Regions from separate parts of the Homo sapiens genome. Here region 2 is linked to region 1. The links are chromatin contacts, found by Hi-C in ENCODE. All regions are on one chromosome and are shown on one strand. Each heading gives the region's core, a stretch centred on a gene start or an enhancer-like site at or near the end of the contact. The rest is flanking DNA. Distances are from core to core; before and after follow the strand shown. Region 1 holds the start of AK8 (adenylate kinase 8). Region 2 holds the start of STKLD1 (serine/threonine kinase like domain containing 1).

Region 1 (3,498 bases), core at 600-3,099:
AGAAATGTCCAGGAAGCAAAACAAACCTCTCCAGTGCAAATGGCAGGCATGGCTGTTGTGTTCTTTGCTCAGGGGGAGGCAGCTTCCTTTTCTTCCCCAGCTATCTTTACAGTTGGGTTTGACAAGCCTACCAAGGTGTACACACTTTGAGGAAGCGGTTTGGAGGGGAAGAGGCAACAGTGCTGGCTTTTACGTTGGGAGGGCATGTCTCTGGGCTGATGGCTGGTAGAAAAGGGCTTTAGCTGGAGCCTGGATGCAGAGTTCATGCCCTGGCTCTGCCCAATCTAACCAGTGGCCCTAGCCAAGATTTCCCCCTTTTCTGGGCCTCAGTTTATCCATCTGTCAAATGAGAGAGTTTGGATTAGCCTCTTCTTCAAGAGGCCTTCTGGTTCTAAGGCTGTATGATCAACAACTGATGAGAAAAGAAGCCCAGAAAGGGGAAGTGACTCACCCAAAGTTACCCAGCCAACCACTCCTCATTGTTCTAATCCTCCAACTTCTCATCTGTAAAATGGGAATGAAGGTGCCTATTTCACAGGATTGTTGGAACGATTAAATGAGATACTACTACTAATAGTAGCCCCATATATTGTGTGCTTACTGCATGCCAATTACTCTCCAATACATTAGCTCCTGAAATCCTTCAGCAGTTCCCTCTTCACAGGGCAGGAAAGTGAGGCACGGAGCAAGCAGAGAGTTTGCCAAGCTCACACAGTAAGAAGCGGAGCCAGAACTTGAAGCTGGGGCTGTCTGCATTGACTGTGCCATTTTCCCTCTCCATAAGGTACAGAGACAACAGAATTTTGCCGAGAGCACAAAGAGTTCAACAAACTCTTACAGCTCCTACGATTAACGGCAACAGACAAGAGCTAGAGATCCCAATTCAGTGTTGCGACTAATAAAATATCAAGCTGCCCCGTACCACTGGGAATTCATACGACTTAAAAAGCTCCGTCTCCAGCGCGAACCTTCCCCTCGCCCCCACCCCGAGACAGCTGTGCAGGCCCCTCCATCCTCCGGACCCCTCCATCTTTCCATCCTCCACCCCAGCTTCCAGTTTCTGACCCAGAGGCCGGGGTGGGGTCCGAGTGGGCCCACCCACACTCATCCCTGTTTACCCTTGCTTGTCCTAGAGCGCTCTTCGCTCCACGGAGCACCCAGAGAAGTTGGAGTGACTCCGTGAGTGTCGGTGCCCCGGAGGGTGGGGAGGCCCGTTCCAGGACTTGGGAGGCGAGGGTGGGTGGGGACGTCGGGCGAGAAGGGGCGGGGCCGCGGGCGTGATTGTTACCGCCGGTGCCATAGCAATCGGGTCACTTGGCGGCTTGGCCAGAGCCGGGGAGCTGGGAGGGGTCTACCGGGGCTCGACTCTAGGAGTTGGGCTGAGGATTTCCACCCGATCCTCGAACCTCCGGCCCATCTCATGGACGCCCCTCCCCCTTCAAACACCCTCCCCCACATTTATTCCCGCGTCTGTTTTAAAGATGGGTAAACTGAGGCACAGGGAGCCGGGCCGGGGAGCACTGACAGAACCAGAAGCAGGTTCTGCCTCCCGTCCCCTCGGAGGGCCGACTTGCCCCTTCTGGGTTTCGTCGGGGGTCTCAGATACGAGGAGGCCCAGCTGGAAGCCACCTGAGGGTGTCCCCCGCTAAGATGCGCAAATGGGAAAAGCGAGGCCGGGGTTGGGGAAAGAACTTGCCCGAGCCGCAGAGCGCGTCAGCCGGGGAGGTCGGGGCGGGGGCGACCCGCGCGACCGAGGATCGGGTATCTGGGCCCGGCGCGGAGCCTGCAGGGCGGGGCCGCGGCGCGTGCTGATGACGCAGTCGGCGCGGCGGCCCTAGCGACGCGGTTACTAGGGAGCGGCGAGCCGAGACGGCTACATGGACGCCACTATCGCCCCGCACCGTATCCCCCCCGAGATGCCCCAGTACGGGGAGGAGAACCACATCTTCGAGTTGATGCAGGTGACCGGACACCCCTGCCCGTCGCGACGCTGGCGGCGGCTCGGGAGCCTCCACTGCGACGTCGGGTGCGCGGCCGGGACCCGCAGCTGGGGCCGAGTCGCGCGCCCACGAAGCAGCCCAACTCGGGATGTACGATTCGTGTGTCGCCGTGACCCCGAGGGGGCCCTCGAGCTGGGGACGCTCCTGGTCCTGCCCGGGTTTGCCTCAGGCGGACCCAGGGGGAGGAAGGGGGCCACTCGAGCCGGGATTTGGTCCTGGCTGTGCCGCCAGCGGGCCTTATGGTCTGGAACCAGTCCTTTCCTTTTCTCGGTTTCCCCACCTGTGAAATGCCAGGTTGCAAGAGGTGGTCTCCCAGGGGCTCTCCCGGCGCTGACAATTACCATCTGTCGAATTTGTGGGGAGCCTCTCGGCCCAGGTTTCTGAGGTGGGCATTGTCCGAGTTCAAGCTGGCATCTCCATCCTCAGAGAGGGCCGCCTCTGGGACAGCAGCATCTCCCACCTTGGTCCCTCCTCCTCAGGGCCAGACGTCCCCGGCAGCTCCGAAGCTCTCATTCTGGCTCCAGGCCTGACTGGGCCCCCAGCTCACCGTGTGACTTTGGGCGAGGCCCCGTCCCCGCCAGGGCCCCAGTTTTCCCTTTTGCACGTGGTGGAGGTCAAGGCTTTCAGGAGCTGGAGGGGAAGAACTCTCAGCCACTCAAAGGTTCTGAGAGGCAAGGGGAAGCTGGAGCTCAGTTTTCAGATCATTTGTCTGCTTCCCAGGGTACACCCCATCCCCAGGGGCATGGCATGGAGGGCATAGTGGTGTCTGTGGTCATTTGAGGTTCTGCCCTGCACACTAGACAGCTGAGCCCAGACGAAGAAACCCGTGTCTGCACCTCCATCAAACACATTTCCCTCGGAAAGTGTTAACTGATAGAGGGAGAGCAAGAGATTCCTAAAACTGCTTGAGTGGCCAATCACAAATCAAATAGCTAGCTGGGTTAGAAGTCAGCAGGTCAGGGCAGGATGGGGGATCATCTGGAGCCCTGTTGTCTGCTCTAGAGAACCTGGTGTGTTTTCCACATTGATTGTTGGAGGAATTGCCCAGGAAAGCTTTTATTGATTTTGAAACAGGGTCTTGCACTGCTGCCCAGGCTGGAGTGCAGTGATACAATCATGGCTTACTGCAGCCTTGAACTCCTGGGCTCAAGCAATCCTTCTGCCTTAGTCCCTCCAGAGTAGCCGAGACTACAGGTGCAGGCCACCATACCTGGCTAATGTTTTTTTTTTAATTTTAGTACAGACGAGGTCTTGCTATGTTGCCCGGACTGGTCTTGAACTCCTGGGCTCAAACAGTCCTTCTGCCTCGGCCTCCCAACAAGAAAGCTTTCAGTCCAGTATTTCCAGTCCTTAGTCATCTGTGGATTCCCTCCATGTTTTTGACCATTTCCATTTTTTATACTTTTGATTTTAAAATAATGTTAGATTCACAGGAAGTTAAAAAATAGTATGGATTTCTGGTCTCCCCTCCCACATTGCCCCCGTGATAACATCTAAC
Region 2 (3,498 bases), core at 814-3,313, 500 kb before region 1:
AATCTGGAGAGATGGCCACCAAGCCAGAACTCTGTGCAGAGACCAAGTGCTATGGGGCAGGGGGCTGGGCCGGGGATTGCTGGAGGCTGACATTCATCAGAGGATTGGGGGAGGGAGGGCAGGACCCAGAGGAGGAGATATGAGGATGGAAGCCTGAGCCTAGGGACTCTCGGAGCCCATAAAAGTCTTAGGAGTCTGTAATCCAGCCTTGTGAGCAGCCTGCTCATGACACTGGATATTCTAAGCCAGGGGTCCCCAACCTAGTCCGTGGCCTGTTAGGAACCAGGCTGCACAGCAGGAGGTGAGCAGCAGGCAGTGGAGCAAAGCTTCATCTGTATTTACAGCCGCTCCCCATGGCTCGCATTACCACCCAAGCTCCACCTCCTGTCAGCTCAGCAGCAGCATTAGATTCTCATGGGAGTGTGAACCCTATTGTGAACAGTGCATGTGAGGGATCCAGGTTGCATGCTCCTTATGAGAAACAAATGCCTGATGATCCGTCACTGTCTCCCATCATCCCGAGAGGATGGTCTAGTTGCAAGAAAACAAGCTCAGGGCTCCCACTGATTCTACATTATGGTGAGTTGTGTAATTATTTCATTATGTATTACAACATAATAATAGAAATGAACTGCACACTAAGTGTAATGTGCTTGAATCATCCCAAAACCATCCTCCCGCCTCCATCTGTGGAAAAATTGTCTTCCACAAAACTGGTCCCTTGTGCCAAAAAGGTTGGGGACTGCTATTTTTTTTTTTCTTTCTGAGACAGAGTTTTGCTCTTGTTGCCCAGGCTGGAGTCCAATGGCGCTATCTTGGCTCACCACAACCTCTGCCTCCTGGGTTCAAGCGATTCTCCAGCCTCAGCCTCCCGAGTAGCTGTGATTACAGGCATGCGCCACCACACCTGGCTAATTTTGTATTTTTAGTAGAGACAGTTTCTCCATGTTGGTCAGGCTGGTCTTGAACTCCCGATCTCAGGTGATCCGCCCGCCTTGGCCTCCCAAAGTGTTGGGGATTACAGGCGTGAGCCACCGAGCCCGGCCAGGGACTGCTGTTCTAAGCCACAGCGGGCTGAGGGCAGAGCTGGTGTGAGAGCGTTCAAGCTTAGGCAGCAAATTAAACAGTAAAATGGAGCCGTATCTCGAATCAAGTCTATTTTTTTTTCCAAAAGCAGGTATATTCCTGAAACGTCTATTTTTTTTTAATCTGAAAAACAACTTTACTTTAAAAATTATCTGGCCACCAGAAGCTCATCTGCTTCACCTCTGGCAACGCCCTATAGTCCTCTCACACAAAGACAATTCTTCCAAAGTGACAAAAATCTAACCCGCAAACTGTTTCCAAGCGAATGCATTTTTCACAAATGCTGAATCTAACATTTAATAAAGTGTATATATCATGTATAGAAGCATTTAATTAAACATTTACTTTTATTTTGCAGCTTTCCTTTTGTGTTTTGTGAATTTTTTAGGTCTCAAACATTTTCACAGACCCACGCTGCAGGGGTGTTTTTAGGGGACTGGGGGCTCCCAATTATGTACTCGGGATGTTCCCGGGGGTCCTGCCTCGGTGGACCCAAGCGCACAGACCCCAGGCACGAAGGATAGAGGAGCTGCCCCACGCCCTCAAATACTCAGCCAGGGCTGGAGAATCCTTAGTCAATTCACAAAGGGGGAAACTGAGTGGCAAAGGGCACCCAGGAGGTCACCGTTGGAGGCCCCCCGGGTTCAACCTAGGAGCTGCAGGCCGACACTGGCCAGGGCGCGGGCCCCTCGCCGCCCTCGGTCGGAACCGCCGGCCGTAGCTCCAGGGTTGCGACCGTTACCCCACGGAGCTCCCGCCTCCCCGCAGGGAACACTCGGCACCTGGTACTTCTCCATGGGCTCTCCGGGGGACCCTGGGCCTCGCTCCCCCTGCGTGGGGCGCCTGCGATTGGACCCTGGCCCAAGCATGATCAGTAGCGACCGCGTACGGGCGAGCGTCCACCCCTGGCCCCACCCCGCGTGGGTCAGTGGGACCCGCGGGATCCTCCCCGCCCGAACGGCGCCCTCGAGGCACTCAGGCGTCCCTCCCGCGCGCTGGCCCCAGACCCCCAGGTCCCCGCCCCCTTAAAAGGGACGCGTTCCGCCGGGCCGGGAGGGACCGCAGGGCCTGCGCGCGGCGGGCGGGGCCTCCAGCGTGAGAGGCGTGGCGTCGAGCGCGGCGGGCGTGGCTTCGAGCGGATGGGTCGGGAGGCTGGGGATGGCGCGTGGCCCCTTTAAGACGCACCGGGGCGGGCCCGGGCGGCGCGCGGCCCCTTTAAGGCTTGGCCTACGTGGCAGCCGCTGGAGCCGCAGCCGACGCGGAGCGAGGCCGGCCGCCGGGCACTTCCTGTGGAGGCCGCAGCGGGTGCGGGCGCCGACGGGCGAGAGCCAGCGAGCGAGCGAGCGAGCCGAGCCGAGCCTCCCGCCGTCGCCATGGGCCAGAACGACCTGATGGGCACGGCCGAGGACTTCGCCGACCAGGTGCGGCCTGCGGGCTCCTCCCCCGGCCCCGGTCCCGACCCAGGCCGCCCGGGCCGCTCCGGAGTCGGCCTCCCAGCGCAGGGCGCCAGGCCCGGGCCGCCCCCTGACTCCTTGTTCCCACAGGGGGACCCCCCCGCCCGGGCCCTCTGTCCCGGCTGGACAGCCCCAAACCCGGCCTCCGGGCCCAGTCTCCCCTGCCCGCTGGGCCGCTCCCGGAGCCCGGGCCTCGGCGCCCTGCCTGGCTAGCCGCCCCCACCCTCCAGCCAGCCCGGGGCGCGGGCTGTGGGGGTTTCTTCCCGGGCCGGCGGCGCGAGTCCTGGCGTTGGGTCGGGTCTGAGGCTCGCGGGGAGCGCCTCGGCGTTTGGAGCTGCTGGGGGGTCCCCGCACGTTTTTCCTCTCACTGGGGCTCCCGGAGGCGGGCTGGGAGCTCGGGGACGAACGGGGGCCGGGGGTCCTCCCAGAGGAAAGGGGGCGCGCTGGCGTGCGCCCCAGCTACAGGAAGCCACAGCACCTTTTCCTTTTCTCTTTCCCAGATGTGCTGGACTCTTGGGGTCCCTTTGACCCTGTCTGCGTCTCCCTCCCCGTTTGGACTCTGCCCTGGGCTGGATTGAGTGGGGACCTGTACACAGCCTGGGAGGAGGGGAAGCCTATCTCCCTGATAGTCTCCTTCCAGAAGTGTCCAGGTGGCATTCTGAGCAACAGGGAAGCCTTTGAAACAGGCGGTTGGGTAACTGTTGAGAGCATTCGGGAACTGGGTGGACAGGATCCGATCCTACAAAGTGAAGGGACACAACTCCCTTCCCTCTTTCTTGATTAAGCTTGACAGAACAAAAAAACAAAAACAAAAGGTGGTGGTGGTTACGCAGATTTATGCCTTTTACTTCTAAAAGAATCCCGTTATGTCGACAAATTAACAGCCTTATCCCCGCAGGGAGAGCCTTGTGTGGCCCACTTGCCGTTTTTTCCTCGGTTTACTTAATGTGTTCGTGTG

The links. Hi-C counts contacts between places; a loop is a spot of excess contacts on that map. Pooled maps may share reads with other maps.
Region 2: a map of CD8-positive, alpha-beta T cell shows a loop between it and region 1 (14-fold over the local background). The contact joins the promoter of STKLD1 here to the promoter of AK8 in region 1. A Hi-C loop is called at or near these places in 1 of 168 maps with a recorded cell type or tissue (CD8-positive, alpha-beta T cell) and 6 of 50 pooled maps.

The regions. Positions count from the first base shown.
Region 1 is chr9:132,876,635-132,880,132 of GRCh38, reverse strand. It overlaps AK8 (adenylate kinase 8), which reads left to right and starts at 1,849. Exons shown (of 13, transcript NM_152572.3): 1 at 1,849-1,961. The coding sequence starts at 1,878. It overlaps SPACA9 (sperm acrosome associated 9), which reads right to left and starts at 1,235. Exons shown (of 4, transcript NM_001316897.2): 1 at 1,119-1,235.
Region 2 is chr9:133,374,931-133,378,428 of GRCh38, reverse strand. STKLD1 (serine/threonine kinase like domain containing 1) reads right to left here and starts at 2,063. Exons shown (of 18, transcript NM_153710.5): 1 at 1,869-2,063. The coding sequence starts at 1,955. It overlaps SURF4 (surfeit 4), which reads left to right and starts at 2,369. Exons shown (of 6, transcript NM_033161.4): 1 at 2,369-2,507. The coding sequence starts at 2,460. RefSeq lists silencers at 1,825-2,324, 2,415-2,654, 2,665-2,944.